Regions from separate parts of the Homo sapiens genome. Here region 1 is linked to region 2. Evidence: chromatin loops called from intact Hi-C (ENCODE). Cell type or tissue: dorsolateral prefrontal cortex. All regions are shown on one strand. Each heading gives the region's core, and the rest is flanking DNA. Links, peaks and the distances in the headings are about the cores only.

Region 1 (8,534 bases), core at 388-8,387, 340 kb after region 2:
AGAATCTGTCTCAAAAAAAAAAAAAAAGACAGACGCTGGAAAACCCCAGGGTTGTAGAAACAAGGCAGGTACCTTTTGTCCTGGGAAGCAGAGATAGGAGAGTCCGGCTGGTTGCTGAAGATCCGAAGAATTCCAAACCCACAGGACAATGTCTGGAGGCTCCCATCCCGTTTCTTGCCCTCAGCGACCACTTCCACCACAGCCACGATATGAGGGTGGTTTAGGGATGTGTGAAAATACAAGGGCTGCAGAACAGAAGCCAGAGGATGGTCTGAGTGTTCAGGACACACACAAAGAGGACATGGGCGCTGTCCCCACCCCCGAGACCGCCTTCCTACACGTGCCACAGCATCCGGAACCCTCTACCATGCCCTCATGTGGTGTACCACATCTCTGCAGGATGCCAGGGAAGCAGGCACACTGAGGTAACTCCCTCAGACTGAAATGTTGGTGTCGGAGCTCTTTATTCCAGAGCACCCAACAACCAGGGCATCAGATGTCTGCTTCCGCTCCAGGAACTTTCCATTCCCTAGGAATTCCACCACAAGAAACACCAACAGATCCCAGGCCCACTAGAGCAGAATGGGGCTAGAGCAGCTATGCACCCAACCCTGCAGGGGGACACACCAGGTAGGACCATGGTTAGATCAGCCCAAGACGTAACACATCCACCACTAAAAAGACACGCACGTGCTGATCAATTCATGCTCCTAGTATCGCCTGACACTCAACACAGACAACTTCGATCACACCTTCCCAGTGCTGCTTCGTGCGTAACCATTTTGAGTTCCATCTGAACTGTATTTAAACTATTAACAAGAAGAATCCTTGAATTTCTTTAGGTGCTAAGTAATTATCCCCGGTTCAGAGCCCAAAAGACTAAAGTCTTTTTATGCCGAAAATCACCTTGAGATCATTTTATTAAAAGATTTCTCAAGATGTAAGCCAAGTAGATGATATTCAAATTGATCTTAAAAGGTTTTCCACTCACACCTTCCCATTCCCAACATGCAAATGGCCAGCCTCTGCCTCCGCCTTCCTGCCAGGCCCAGGGAGAGGAGGCCTGGGAAGACAGCACAGGAGACTCAAACCCCTCTCTGCATCTCATACGGGCGCTCCCACTTGGGAATGAAAGCACCTTCACTCTGCTGCTGCTTTTCTATTGCGTTAAATTCAATGCAGTTGTTTTTATTTAAAATAATTAAGGGGCCTGGGGTGGTGGCTCGCACCTGTAATCCCAGCACTTTTGGGAGGTCAAGGCAGGAGGATCACTTGAGCTCAGGAGTTCAAGATCACCTGGCAACATAGCCAAACACCATCCCTATGAAAAATACAAAAATTAGCCAGGCATGGTGGTGCACACCTGTGGTCCCAGCTACTTAGGAGGCTGAGACAGGAGGATCACTTGAGCCTGGGAAGCAGAGGTTGCAGTAAGCCGAGATCACGCCACCGCACTCCAGCCTGGGCAGCAGAGTGCAACTTTGTCTAATAAAAAGAAAGAAAGAAGGAATGCCGTAGCACAGTAGACAGAGATGAAGACACTGACTGAGTTTGCTAATCAACAGGGAATGCGCATCCCCAGGCATCAGGAGTGGTGCTGAGCCCATACCCCAACACCCCAGCTGGGGGGCAAAGCACAGGTCACCAGCTGAGCACAGAGACCGCCCCCATAAGGCACAAAGAGGTAAGGAGAGCCGAGGCTGGTCTTCCGCTCTATGACTTAAACTTGGAATAATCCTCCTATTAACGAGTCATTACCATGGTGTCACCGAGAAAACGTTTACTGTAATCACAGACTGTCAGCCCAGGATAACAGAGAGATGCATTAAAACATCAGCCATGAGATATAAATCGTTATTCTATTATCTTTTATTGCAATATGATGAAATAATGACCACTTACAGCTGACAGGTGGTTGGACTAAGAGAGAATTATGTTTGTTTCCAAGACTCCAGAACCGCTTTTAAAAAGCCCCACTGCAAAGTCGAGTTGGTCATTAACTCACCTTTTCTATTTATACCTGTGCTTATCAGTCTTACGAACACTACTCACTTTTTCTATTGGCAATAAACATTTTCAACTCTGATACCCAGCAACAACAATCTGCCAGCCTAGAGGTCACCCTGAAATTACTCTACCTGAACCGGGTGGAACCTGCCGCTACGGGCATGTCCCAAATACAAGTTTATGGCTATGCCTCTCCCTTCTGTTTACCACTAAAAATAATCACTCTGAGGCCAAAAACAACAACAACAGCAACAGAGCCCCAGAGCTGCTTGTCTCAGCTGATCCAACCTTAGAATCTAAAGAATCCATCTTTAATCAGAAGAGTCAGCCGCTCCAAGTGCAGCATGTTTGAAAAGTTCAGATGGTTGTACCAGTACAATTACTGATTGATAAGGACATATGTTCTTTTCCAAAAATCATTTATTGACCCTCCAGTGTGGGAACAGCCCCAAGCTAAAGAATTTATAACGAACCTGGAAAACACAAGTCAGCTTTCAAGAAGCTCGAGCCTCGAAGGCTTCATAAACGACAGATGAGGCAGGCACAAAACTGCGAGCAACAGAGCCACATGGCTGCACCCCTCGGGTCACCCCAGCAAAGTCATATTCGACCAGGTCACCGGTGCCTGACCACCCAATTCCCGCCTCACTCAGCCAGGCAGCACCCAGCTGAGGAATACCTGTACACACATCCTTCAGTCTAGGGAAACTTAACGAGCGCCACTGCCATACATTTGGAAAGGAACATTCTCTACATCAACTGAAACTGCACTATTAAAAGGTTAAGTCAAGCCCATCAAATCGCCTGCAGGGCAAGGTCACTGGAGACAGAGGGAGACGGGCTCTCTGTCACCCCTGCCTCGCAGCTCACTTATCTGCACTGGTCAAGTTTCCTCCTTGACAGCATAAACAGATTAATAAATCATTTAAATGCTCCTGTCTTAATGCCTTCATCTTCAAAAACACGGACACCATTTTGCCTCGGGGCCCAGTTTCCATTTTTCACCCGCAGTGATGGAAGTGGAATTGGGCCTCTGCCGATGTGCCTGGATGAAGAGGCCGCAGCCGGGCACCCCCCATGGCACGGCCACATGACCTGGCACCTGCATGACATGGGCTCCTCAGACAACGCTGGGCAGCAAGGCCAGAGAGGAGCTGAGCAGGAACAGAATGAGTCCCTTCCAAAGAACTGTTTTAATAAGCCTTTAACAGGATATCTTCAGCCAGGCAAACAATGCAGAGACTTCATGCAGTTCCTACCCTCTGGCTCAGACTCACACTGCGGGTTCGGAGGGCTTCCCAGACACTACCCCTCAAAGACAGCAGGGATCGGGGGAGCCCAGATTTCCACAGCAAAGCATCATGACAGGGACAGGGACAGCCCCCTGCCCCACGAATTATCCAGCCCACAATGTCAGCAGTGCCAAGGTTGAGAAACTCTCATTTGGAGTAAAAATGTAAACTTTAATCCTGGCTGAAAGGATAATACAACATCTTATCCATCTCTGCACTTCCAGCTCCTAAACACAGCCTGGCACACAGAAGACCCTTAACCAACATTTCTTGAATAAAAACTACTGCCCACTGGGTCCCTGCTTATGGAAAAGCACATGACTAAATACTCCAGCAGCACTTAGGGGATGCACACTCTTTATCTCTCATGAGCAAATGAATCAAGTCAGGAGGAGCTTATTTTTTTCTTGCAAATTAATTTAATTTCTTTCTTTCTTTTTTTTCATAGGTTTTTGGGGAACAGGTGGTATTTGGTTACATGAGGAAGCTCTTTAGTGGTGATCTGTGAGATTACGGTGCACCCATCACCCGAGCAGTATCCACTGAACCTAATTTGTAGGGTTTTTTTTTGTTTGGTTTTTCTTTTTTTTGACAGAGTCTTGCTCTATCACCCAGGCTGGAGTGCAGTGGCGTGAATCTCAGCTCACTGCAACCTCCACCCGCCGAGCTCAGGTGATTCTCTAGCCTCAGCCTCCCAAGTAGCTGGGATTACGCGTGTGTGCCACCACGCCCAGCTAATCTTTAAATTTTTAGTAGAGACAGGGTTTCACCATGTTGGCCAGGCTGGTCTCAAATTCCTGATCTCAAGTGATCCATCCACCTGGGCCTCCCAAAGTGCTGGGATTACAGGCATGAGCCACTGCACCCGGCCTCAATTTGTAGTCTTTTATCCCTCACCCTCTAGGATCAAGGAGTTTAAAGCACTTGTCTGAAGTCCCACTGGGATCAGTGATGGAGTAGGACACTAGCCCATCCTACCTCAACTCCGACGCCCATGGCGAAAGCCAGTTCTCCCTCTGGCCTAAAGAGCAACTCCTTGGCTTACTTAGAAAAGTAAGTGAGCAGACATGATTATAACCCAAAGCAAGAAATATCTAACCCCAGCTCTACCAAAATAAAAACATTTAGCTGGGTCTGGTGATGCATGCCTGTAGTCCCAGCTACTTGGGAGGCTGAGGAGGGAGGATCACTTGAGCCCAGGAGTCCAAGGCTGCAATGAGCTATGATCGCACCATTGCACTCCAGCCTGGGCAACATAGTGAGACCCCATCTCTTAGAAAAGAAAGATCCCACACTATGCTGCTGTGAACACACAACAACAAAATTGACAAACTTACAGCTTTCCATTGTCCCCAGATGACTGACAGTTCAATCACTGTACAATTAAACACTGGAAACGTCACAGAGACCAATCATTTCTCCTTCTGAAAACCATTTTCTTTCATCCTCTCATTTCAGGTTCCAAGACTACGGCAGTGGTTTCCATTGTGCCAGAGAGGAAATCAGCCCTCCCCAGCTGCAAACAGACAGGCACACAGGGCCCGAGTTGGCCTCCTAGAGCCATAGAGCCTCCCTCTGTGGAAGCAGCTCGCTGGGACACGAAGCCAGCTTCTTGCTTTTGTTGTGATGATGTTCAGGACATGCCTGCCCTCTGCCGAGCAACAGCAAGAGCACAGGAGCAGCCATCGGGCTCTGCAGCCAGGGCTTCCTGCAAGCTCCAGAGCCAGGCCCAAGAATCCAGGCCCTGGAAGGGCTCGCAGGAGTTTCACGTGGGTTATGCTGATACTCCTTGACAGCATCCACTTTTCAATGGGAAATTATAGCACGCTCATTGCTCTGACGAGTAAGAGCCGCTCAAGAGGGGCTTTCTCATGGCTGTGATGACGGGAAGAGACACAACCCAATCACCTGCATCCCTCTACCAGGGCAGGTGACTGCCCCGCTGCTTTGGCGACACTGGGGCTGGTGCGCTCTGGGAGGAAAGATTCCCTTGATGGGGGTTTAAGCTGTTGCTGGAGAATCACGAGGATTCCTGCCCAGTAACTCCCCCCAAATAAATAAAGGAGGGAAAAGAAGCCAGTCACACTACACCGGCCACACACAGTCATTAAGGAAAGAATCCAAGGGAAAAGTATGTCCACCTCAAAAAGAAAACTGAGAAACTGCACAGGACCGTGGCCTCCAGCATTATTTTTTAAAAGACACTTTTTTAGAAGTTGAATGAATGATTCGCTGGCTCAGAGGAAGTGGAGGCAATTCCTCCCCACCAGGAAAGGTCTCAGAGAACACAGAATTCTGAGCTCAGAGCTGAGACGTGTCTGGGGACTGCTCTCCTGCATATGGGCCCAGTGCAAATAATTCATCATTTGCAGAAAAAAAAAAAAAAAACCACCCAGCTCTGGATCAAGACAAGCCTTCTGTGTTCCAAGTCTCTTTCAGGACATCGTTGTTTGCAAAATCATGCCACAGCCCCCTCTCTCGGGGTCATGTGTGACATGGGCACTCCACAAAACCTGAGCATGCAGGGTCCATGCGCTACCACGTGGGGGCTGGACAGCCACGGGCGCTCCAAATGCGGTCCCCTGCTACCGGCAGCTCACCAACCCCAAAGCAGATCCCCCCAAACCAATGCTGATAGGCAAAGACCAGAAAAACACAGGCAATTAGTAAAGCCAGAGAAAGATCTCTGCCAAGTCTCAGAATCACCCCTAAAAAGGGCAAAGGGTGTTTTACGAACCTCTATTTCCACAGGGGTGTAGACAGAGCAATTAGCAGACAGGGTGCGAACATGCTGCCACACCCTCATGCCTAAGAATGCCCACTCCTGGGAGCACTCGGTGCTTCATCCACACTTGGGAGCACATACATGTGTACATGGATGTGCACACATGTTTGCACACACAGTTAAATAACTAGTTAACTAAGCTGGAACAAAACCTTTGCTCTGTATGAGAATGCCAAGCACATGGAGGAAACTGCCTGGTACAGAACACGCTGCTCAACAGCTTGGCAGGAGGGATTCATTCCTGGGGCACCACTGGCCTCTGCTGCCCACACGGGGCATAGCAGCTGCAGACAGCAGGCTCCATGAATAGCACGGGGGCTTCAGCATCACCCTCACAGCTGAAAGTGCCCTGGCCACACCACACTGTCCTTGCTGCATTCCCTTCTTCAGCGATTCCAAGTCCAAGGGTGCAGATTTTTCCAGAGGTTTTAAGGACTATGTTCCACTAGTCCCCCGGGCCCATCCCCAGCCTCAACAGGAGACGCACCCAGATGACAGGCCAAGGCTGAGCCACGTGGCTCCCACAGTCGGCTGCCCTTGGAGCCACCAGCACAGGTATTCCAGACTCCGAAAAGCCACCAGCTCCTAGTCTCCCTAACACATCTGAATTGTGAACTGCACAGGCAGCATGACACGCAGCTGCCAGGATGTGGTGAAATGCAAGTGCTGCCCAACTTCCGCCGCAACGGAAGCCCTCGGAGTGCATGAACATAATCCCGAGAAGGGCAGAGAGAGGCATCCATTCCAAAGATCGTCCTACCATGTGACTGGAATTCTACAGGGATCAGGATTCTACAGCCCAGAGAGTAGGGAGATGGAAGCCCCCGCTTCTGGCCTGCGCAGCACGGATCCTTAGGAAGGTCCGAAGCCTCTCTAAAGGGAGAGCTGAAGTCAGAGGGGTTGAGGGAGGAGGAGGGAACTGGCCCCAGCACCTCGGTGACTGCAAGGCATCCCTGGTTTCAGAGCATACTCCATCCCTCAGCATTCTACAGAACACTTCAGAACAAAATGCAGGGCTCCTCAGAAGCAGGAGGTCACGGAGGCCACAGCAGGTGGAGCCGTCAGATGCACAGGGCCGTCGCTCCCACCCCCACCCGCCACATGGGAATAAGCTGGTGGAGTTATTCCATCTCCATGCACCTCAGTGTCCTCCTCTTTAAAATGGGTACACAGGATACTGACCTCCACAGGAGGATGACAGGCATGAAATGACGGCATGCTTCTGAGCCGATGCCTGGCCACGGGAAGCGCCTCCCGGTGAAGGATGGCTAACTTCACCACCCGCCGCATGGCTGTCACAACACCAGGTTTCGGGGGGCTCACTGTGCACATCTGAGAAAGCTAAAGCTAAACAGCTCTATCCCCAGCAGTTGGTCTGGCATTGCCAGCACCGGGAACTCATGGCGAGCCTCCTGCCACAGCGCAGGCCCGAGGGGACCCCCTGCCCGCGCTGAAACAGCACTCTAAGGGTTCATCCGCAGTCACACTCATGAAACCTTTCCTGACACGGCTGGCCAGAGAGACCTCTGAGAGGTATTTGCATTAGCTGTTTGACAACCTTAATGTCAGACACATCCTTAGCTGTCCAGACATACACTCTAGCAAGGCTTTTTATTGAAGCTTCGTGACCTCTGGGGTCATTCTCTCCCTCTACTACCCATGGGAGGAAGGGCAAGAGTCAGGACCCATCCATGTCAAGACACACATAATCCAAGCGCTGGGTGATGGTGGGGTACGGAGAGCAACGAGCTCGTGGCCCTAGGTGGGGGTGCTGACTGGCCAGAGCAGGCCCCCATGGGAAAGGCACACCTGGGCAGTGGTTACCTAGAGTAACGTCTCAAAGGACGGCCACTGTCACCGCCACTGTTACTCATCATACAAACTGTCCCAATACCAGGCCTCTTGGGGCCTCCTTCTATATACCTAAGATCAAACCAAGACAGCTGAGACCCTCTCATCACCTCTGTTGCCTCCACACTGTCCCTGCTGCACACCCGTCGTGCTCAGACACCATCCCTCTCAAACTCCCCCCACTCGAGTTCAGCTGTGAAGCAGCAGCCAGGCATGGGAAAGGCCTCCATGACATCGCCGGCTGTTAAGAGTCAAACGTCAGCGTCCCTAAGAAGACCCTGTAGGACCCAGCCAGAAGGCACGACGGGGCCACCCTGCCAACCCCACCCGTCAGCAAACCTGGGCTCTCCTCTCGTCCTAACACCCCTGGGTCTCCCTGCTCTGCTTGAAGCAGCCTCGTCCCTGCTTGTCACGGAGTCAGTTTCTTTCTCATCCTGTAAGTCCCAGCTTAATCAGCAGCTTCGCAGAGAGGCCTCCCTCGTCACCCACCTAAAGCAGGTCTCCACGTTCTCCTATTGGTCTCCACGTTCTCCTATCGGTCTCCTCCTGAGAATTTAACACAACTTGCAATTACTCTGTTACCTGCTCAGTGCGTCTCC
Region 2 (8,534 bases), core at 123-8,122:
CCAGATATATTAAATGGTAAACTATTAAATTACTTTTACATTTGAAAAAAGGGTCGGCTCATGGGAAGTTGCCAAAATAGCAGAGAGGTTCCAAGTCCCCTTCCCCCAGCTTTTCCAGCGGTTTCACTGTTGATCATTATAATCCAAAGCTCAGCACAGGAAACTAACACAGGTGCCATCTGCAGACCCTTACGAAGATCTCACCATTTTCTCCATACACTCTTGTGTGTGCATGTGTGTCTATGTGCACATGTGCACACATGCATATGTGTGTGCAGGTGTGTGTCTGTGTCTGTGTGCATGTGTGTGTCTGTATGTGCTTGTGCACACATGTCTATGTATCTGTAGTCATGTGTGTACATGTGTGTCTGTGTCTCTGTGTTTGCATGTGTATGTCTGTGTGTACTTGTGTGCAGATGTCTATGTGTATATCTGTATTCATGTGTGTACATGTGGGTCTGTATTTGTTTCTGTGTTTGCATGTGTGTGTCTGTGTGTGCTTGTGTGCAGATGTCTATGTGTATATCTGTATTCATGTGTGTACATGTGGGTCTGTATTTGTTTCTGTGTTTGCATGTGTGTGTCTGTGTGTGCTTGTGTGCAGATGTCTATGTGTATATCTGTATTCATGTGTGTACATGTGAGTCTTTATTTGTTTCTGTGTTTGCATGTGTGTGTCTGTGTGTGCTTGTGTGCAGCTATGTGTATATCTGTATTCATTTGTGTACCAGTGTGTCTGTATGTGTCTCTGTGTGTGCATGTGTGTGCATGTGTGTGCATGTGTGTGCCTGTATGTGCTTGCGTGCACATGTCTATGTGTATATTTATTCATGTGTGTGGACATGTGTGTCTATGTGTGTGTACGTCTCTGTGTCTGTGTACACATGTGTATATCTGTGTCAGCATGTCTGTGTATATGTGCTTATGTGTCTATGTGTATTTGTGTGTATGCACACACATGCATATCTCTGTGTTTGTACATGTGTGCCTCTATGTGTATCTCTGTGTGTGTATATGTGTGTGTGTGCATGTTTTTATCTATGTGTGTATGTCTGAATGTGTATGTGTCCGTCTTTACATATGTGTCTCTTTGTGTCTACGTGTGTCTCTGTGTGTACATGCATGTACCTGCATGTGTCTCCATGCATGTTCACATGTGTCTGTGTGTTCATGTTTGTATTTCTATACAATTTCATCATATGTGTAGACTGCTAGAACTGTCCCAGTGCAGCTACAGATGGTTTCATCACTCTAAGACTCCTCCTGAGACATCTGGCTGTACTTTGTGTGTTTGTTCACTCAGATGCCCTTGAGGACCCGCTCACCTGCCTACTCATACCACATGGCCAGCACTCATGTGGCGCTTCCGCAGGGCAGGGCCCACCATGTTTGTTGAATGAATGATCCTCTACTTAGACATGGACAATCTGAAGGTAACACTGTGAATGACAAGCCAGGTTCCTCCCAAGGCTGGTGCGTAGTGTGAGGCAAGGTGAGGGTGGATACTGGACTCCCTGACCTCAGAGCAGCCCCCCAAGGCCCATCCACTCCACCTCATCCCACCCCCATACAGGATACGACAAGAGGGACATTTCATGATTGGGGGACAATTTCCTAGGGCCAACTAACTCTCAGGTACAGAACATTACGATGACTTCCAAGTAACCCATCCCTCTGGGGGCCTCTGGGCTTCCGAAGAGTGATGAGGAGGAAGAAGTGCAGAGCCCTGCAGACAGCCTGTGCTCTGTTCCTAATAACTGCCCATCTCCACATTCCCAATCAAGCAGCCCCTGGGGAATGTCTTCAGAGCTGCTCTAGGTGGGGGTCCCATCAAAGCAGCACCACTTGGACCATAGTGTTGGAACCCCCAGACAAACATCACCCCTCCGGGCCTTTACCCAGGTCATCTGTAAGGGGACATAGCCCTCTTATCAGGGTCCTGGACCAGAATCCCTAGACATGGCCTGACCCTCTCAGTTCCGTTCCCCCCCTTTTCCTCCTTCTCCAGCCTGCCTACTACCCTGATTCCTGTCCCACTATGGCCTGGGCTTTCTCCAGCACCCAGAGACTGGGGTACATGGCTTTTCCCTGTGGCTCTCAAACCAGTTGATGGTTTTCAGATCTCCGTGGCCATCGTGTCCATGGCAACAGCAGCTTTCAGCTCTCCCACCTCAGTGGTTCTTTCTGATAATGGTTTCCAAAAGGTACAAAGACCACTGGCCTTTTCTGGGCCTCAAATGCCCCCTGAGATCCCAGCTGGGCCAGGCAAGCAGAGGCTACCCTTAGAGACACCATCCAGCCCGGGACCCTAAAATGCACCAAAGCTTGCCAGAAAAAAACGCCAGTCTCCAGGGTGAGGCAGTGCAGTGGGGGCTCCATCAGTGGGCAGGGGCTGGCTATTGGGATTTCCTCACTCCTGGTGGGAGGGAACAGATCTGGTCCTGATGGTCATTTCTAGGGTGGCCTCTTTGACTCTAGCTGCAGATGCCAGAGCTGAGAAAGAGCTAGACCCAAAGTGCCAAAAACATCAGTGAGGGTTCCCCTAAGTTCCACCCCTAGAGGAGGTCAGGGGCGATCTCTGATCTGCAGCCCACAGCTCTCTGCCCAGCCCCGACAATGGCACCTGACACCTGAAGCTTCGTGAGTGCTGAGACCACGTTCTGTTTGTGTTTGCACTCTTGTCACCCAGCCCCTCGTCGGATATTCACAACATTCAGAAAACTAGTTGTTGAATGGATGAAAGCATTAATGAGTCAACCAATTAGTGAATGAATTCACAGAACATTGGGACTAAAATGACCCCTGTGGATATTAAGTGGACATTGAGGCTGTCCCCCTACCCTCCACATCTCCCCTCCCCCGGACCCTTCACAAGAATTCCCAAGAACTTGATCTTCGCTATGTGGGAATCTCCAATCTCTGCAGGAGGGATTTGCTGCCTTCCTGTGACACTCACTCCATCCCGGGGACACTAAGCATTATAAAGCTATTCTTTATGCTAAGCCCAATCTAACGCATTCAGACTCAAAGCCACTGAAGTTCAGGGAAGACATAATTGTGTCGTTTGATTTGTTCACCAAAGAGCAGGTCAGATGGAAAGGTTACTGTCCTCTTAAAAATATTCTGACAACAAATTTTTTAAAATTTTAATGTTATCATTTTGCCTTTTTGGAGAAAGGGTTTCTATTTATCAGCGATGATTAAACACTTCTGAAATCTGGAATTACTGACTTTGACCTTTTCTTTATCGGCAGGTAATAAAACGAATGGGCAGATGACAGAAATGTAATTTGAGGATTACAAAATTTATGAGGAGGCAGCACATTGGGGAGGAAAGTGACTATGATTTGAGTGCTAGCAAGGGATGTGGAGAAAGGGAAGATTTAACCAAAATTGTTTCCTTGGACTCTCAGCTTTAGAAATGAAGATGTCAGTGTTTGTGCCCCATCCACTGCCCGGCGCAGTAAAGAAGAGCTCACTGGATGTTTGTGAATAAGGAAGGGGAGAGGGGAATGACCCCATTGTAGGGCAACAATGGAGAATAAATGAGATGATCCCCATAAAACATTGAGTTCAGACCCGACATGGATCCAGCATTCAGCAAATATTGGCTATTATTATTTTTATCACACCATCTCGTGAGTCTCATCATCTCATGAAATAGTGCATGAGAACAGGAATACTGTATGTAAACCATATGTGTGGTGCTGCTTCACATTCATCCTTTTGGTTCAAAACTGCAGATCCCTGATGCGAAGCTGGGCCCCTCTCTTATTCCTAATTTTGCATCCATCAGTGTTGTGGGTTACGTTGGGTCCCCCAAATGATGCGTTCAAGTCCTGACTCCTGGTAGCTGTGAATCTAATCTTATTAAGAAATAGGGCCCTGACAAATGTAATCAAATGAAGATGAGGTCACATTACAGTGGGGTGGGCCATAATCCAATGACTGTGGTCCTTATAAGAAAAGAAAAATTTGGACATAGGCGTAGAGACACGGAGGGGAGAAAGCCATGCAGAGAAAGCAGCAGAGATTGGAGAGATGTGGCCACAAGCCAAGGTATGCCAGGGGCTGCCAGCAGATGGCAGAAGTGGCAGAGGCAAGAAAGGATCTTCTCCTGGAGCAGCAGTCCTCAATCTTTTGGGCACTAGGGACTGGTTTTGAGAAAGACAGTTTTTCCACAGAGAGGTGAGGAGGGGTTGATTTTGAGATGATTCAAGCACATTACATTTATTGTGCACTTTATTTCTATTATTCTTACTTTCTAATACATAATGAAGTAATTCTATAACTCAGCATAGTGTACAATCAGTGGGAGCCTTGAGTTTGCTTTCCTGCAACTAGACAGTCCCATCTGGGGCTGATGGGAGACAGTGACAGATCATCAGGCATTACATTCTCATAAAGAGAGGTGTAACCTAGATCCCTCATATGCACACTTCACAGTAGGGTTCTTGCTCCTATAAGAATCTAATGCCACTGCTGATCTGACAGGAGGTAGAGCTCAGGCTGGTAATGTGAGCCATGGGGAGCAGCTGTAAATAAGATGAAACTTTGCTTGCTCACCCACTACTCCCCTCCTGCTGCGCAGCCCAGTTCCTAACAGCCCATGGACTGATGATACCTGTCCATGGCCTAGGGGTTGGGGACCGCTGCCCTAGAGCCTGCAGAAGCAGCACAGCTGTGCAGATACTCTGATTTTTGACTTCTGGCCTCCAGAACTGTGAGACAATAATTTCTGCTGTTTTAAGCCCCCCAGTTTATGGTTATTTGTTAGGACAGCCCTAAGAAATGAATACAACAGGTGCATTTGGCCCACAGGTATTGGTGTTTCCTATGTTCAGGTGCTCCGGTAAGCAGGACGCATACAGTCCCTGCCCTTGTGCTCATGTGTTGCCATGTGCCAGGCATACAGGGTCTCCCGATGGACACAAGAGACAAGGCCTCAGACATCACAGACCCCACAGCAGAGGGCAGGAAACCAGCACAAATACCCACGTGATTTGGGAAAAGTCCTGCCAGTAAGAAGCACAGCTGAGCTGTGATTGTGTCAGAGGCCGTGACTTAGAGGGGGATTCCATTAAGGAAACAGACCTGACTCTCAGCTGATGGAAGATGGGTGGGGCACATGGAGTTTATTCAGCTTGGTCAATAGGAAGATCTTGTGTTATGGGAAAGTCCATTTTTTTATTCCTTATAGTAAATTAGGGAAAGTAAGGCTCAACAAAGTCCCGTTAGCTTGTACAGAAACAAAAGATAGCGGGATTTTCCCCAGGGGCCTGGCACCAGGAGAGGGTCTCTCAGGAGGATGCTCCACACAGGTAATGAGGCGTTTATGTTTTCCAAAGCTGTAAACAACTTTGAGAAATACTGTTCACTTACGGCTGCAGTTGGAGCTGCATGGAAGGAGGCTGGCAACAGGGTGAGTGCTGTCCTTGTCCATTCTTAGAGAAACCAGGAGCCCTGAGAACCTGTGTCCAGCACAAAATGACTGACAGCTGGTCTCTCCAATCAGAAGATGGCTTCCCCACCCCCAGCACCTCCTGGGTCTCAGGGCGATTTCAGAGATGAACCTTTCTACCTTCTACCAGGTGGGTGGGTCAATGTGAAAGGGGCAACAGTTTTTAATTTGTAGGGTGAAGGTCAATATTAAAAACATGTTTTGCTGGCCATGCAAGGCTCTCCAAATATTATCTAACTTCGGGACCTGATCAGAGAAATGCCAGAAAGTCACCACTACTCTTGTGGAAAGCAGAAGAAGGAGGCTACCAGAGCGGGGACTATAGGAGCACTGACTTCGGGCCACCCTCTCCTGCAGCAGCTCTTCTGGAACACAAGCCTGGGAGCCTTGGCTGCACTGTCCTTGGTGAGCTGGGAAGTCCTGCTCCACGGGCCCCATCTGCTTTCTGGGTGAGCTTCTCATCACTGTTGTCACAGGATTCATAAAGCACACAGCTCAAAGGTTTCCAATGTGTAACACAATTTCTCCAGGCTCATTTAAATATTTCAAATCAGAAGGAGTTGGCTGTTACATTTCACCTCCCAAAGCTTAGTGAAACACATGGCCAGGCTCGTGACCATGCTGTCTTTGGCTACAGTGGCTCTGTTTCCAAGCAGATTTCTCTTATTCTTAGCCAGGAACCAGTGTCTCATGGCTTCAGGGCAGTAGACTCTGCTCCCAAGACCAGCCCAGGCAGGGGTCTCAGGTCATGGGGAAGTTGTGTGACCCTCAATCAGGACGGGGAGGGGAGGTAGGGACAAGATGGCATTGCTCAGGGGCGTACATGATTGACTCTACAGAGTGTTTGAGCACCTACTATGTGCTGGGCATGCCTTTGGGTGCTGCAGATGGAACAGTGAACAAAGCAAAGCCAGCCAGGCACAGTGGCTCATGCCTGTAATCCCAATACTTTGGGAGGCCGAGGCTGGCGGATCACTTGAGGCCAGGAGTTTGAGACCAGCCTGGTCAACATGGAGAAACCTCGTCTCTACTAAAAATTAGCCGGCATGGTGGCATGCACCTGTAATCCCAGCTACTTGGGAGGCTGAGGCACAAGAATCACTTGAACCTGGGAGGCAGAGGTTGCAGTGAGCTAAGATTGTGCCACTGCATTCCAGCCTGGGAGACAGAACAAGAGACTCTGGTTCAAAAACGAAAAGAAAAGTCCCTGTCCTCATGAAGCTTACCCTGGAGGATCAGTATCCTTGACATGGGAGCCATTTTAAATTAATGTAAAGGAAATCAATCTATATTACCCACCACAGAGCAGAAGGCATACCACATGATTTCTGCTGCTAAGACTAATGAGGGGTGAGCTTCAACCTCAAAAGCATTTCAAAATATTTGGAATGAGGGAGGGAATTATCTTTCTGTTTCTCACAAAGAAGCATGGATGGGTGTGTTGCTCTTATTGTCTACTTTGAATGGGCCATGCATGCATAAGGGACACGTGGCAATGGAACTGAAGGGAAATATGAAGAGGGAGCTCCTTGTGTGTTATTCTAGAGACAGACTGTGCCTCTGTAAGCCTGTATGCCTATGTGTGTGTCCCTCTTTAACACAAAAGGGGCCTGCCACAGGACACAGCATCTGTGAAGACTGTACTGGATCCATGTGTCTGGAGCTGCCTGTCTTTGCAGGCGGCAGAGTGAACCACCACAAGAATGTCAGGTAATGGATGGATCCAGCCCTCTTGTATTCATCCGTTCTCACACTGCTATAAAGAAATGCTTCCTGTGACCAGGCGCGGTGGCTCATGCCTGTAATCCCAGCAATTTGGGAGGCCAAGGAGGGCAGATCTCCTGAGGTCAGGAGTTCGAGACCAGCCTGGTAAACATGGGGAAACCCCGTCTCTACTGAAAATACAAAAATTAGCTGGGCGTGGTGGCCCAGCTACTCAGGAGGCCGAGGCAAGAGAATCACTAGAACCCAGGAGGCGGAGGTTGCAGTGAGCCGAGATCACTCCACTGCACTCCAGCCTTGAGGACAGAGCAAGACTCCATCTCAAAATAAATAAATAAATAATAAAAGAAATGCCTCCTGAGACTGGGTCATTTATAAAGAAAAGAGGTTTAATTGGCTCACAGTTCCACAGGCTGTACAGGAAGCATGGCTGGGGAGGCCTCAAGAAACTGTCAATCATGGCGGAAGGCAAAGGGGAAGCAGACAGGTCTCACATGGCTGAAGCAGGAGGAAGACGGGGCAAGGAGGTGCTGCACACTTGTAAACCACCATCTCTCATGAGAACTCTACCACAACACGTCACTAGGGGGAGATTAAACCATCAGAAACTGCCCCCATGATCCGATCACCTCCCACCATGCCACTTATCCAACATTGGGGATTACAATTCCACATGAGATTGGGTGGGGACTCAGATGCAAACCATATCACTGCCACTGGTGGACATTTGGATCTTTCTATGTTCTGCTACCCTGAGCGATGCTCCCGCAGGTGCTCCAGCAGGTGTGCCTGTCTCTGTGAGCACGCACAAATCATCTGTATGATCAGCTGCTAGATGCAGACTTGCTTAAACAAAGGGTGTGTGCATTCTTACATTTGGACAGATCTCAGAAAATTGTCCTCCCCCCCAAAAAAGTTATTCCAATTTACATTCCCACCAGAAGAAGAATTATTTTCTTACTGTCTTTGTCAATCTGATGGATCGAAAAAGTGCTCATCACAGAGGCCTCAGAAATAACGCCACACATCTACAACCATCTGATCTTTGACAAACCTGACAAAAACAAGCAATGGGGAGAGGATTCCCTATTTAATAAGTGGTGATGGGAAAACTGGCTAGCCATATGCAGAAAGCTGAAACTGGATCCCTTCCTTATACCTTATACAAAAATTAACTCAGGATGGATTAAAGACTTAAACGTAAGACGTAAAACCATAAAAACCCTAGAAGAAAACCTAGGCATTACCATTCAGGCCGTTGGCATGAGCAAAGACTTCATGACTAAAATATCAAAAGCAATGGCAACGAAAGCCAAAATAGACAATTGGGATCTGATTAAACTAAAGAGCT

Evidence for each region. A loop is a pair of places that touch in the nucleus more often than their neighbours do. Peaks named below come from ENCODE experiments on the same cell type or tissue, not always from the same donor. Only the 100,000 strongest peaks of a DNase experiment are listed, where the experiment ranks them.
Region 1: it touches region 2 in a loop (16-fold over the local background); 7 of 110 quality-filtered maps call a loop at or near these places.

Annotation. Positions count from the first base shown.
Region 1 is chr1:5,969,015-5,977,548 of GRCh38, forward strand. NPHP4 (nephrocystin 4) reads right to left here. Exons shown (of 30, transcript NM_015102.5): 4 at 73-245. Among named protein-coding and RNA genes, the nearest start is that of NPHP4, 19 kb to the right of the region's middle. RefSeq lists an enhancer at 2,603-3,102. In dorsolateral prefrontal cortex, for the core only: CTCF peaks have their summits at 4,938 (motif pointing left), 5,139 and 6,346 (motif pointing left); DNase peaks (open chromatin) are centred at 4,927 and 6,337; H3K27ac peaks cover 2,891 bases.
Region 2 is chr1:5,633,294-5,641,827 of GRCh38, forward strand. No RefSeq gene overlaps it. Among named protein-coding and RNA genes, the nearest start is that of MIR4689, 230 kb to the right of the region's middle. In dorsolateral prefrontal cortex, for the core only: a CTCF peak has its summit at 4,092 (motif pointing right); a DNase peak (open chromatin) is centred at 4,058; H3K27me3 peaks cover 1,412 bases.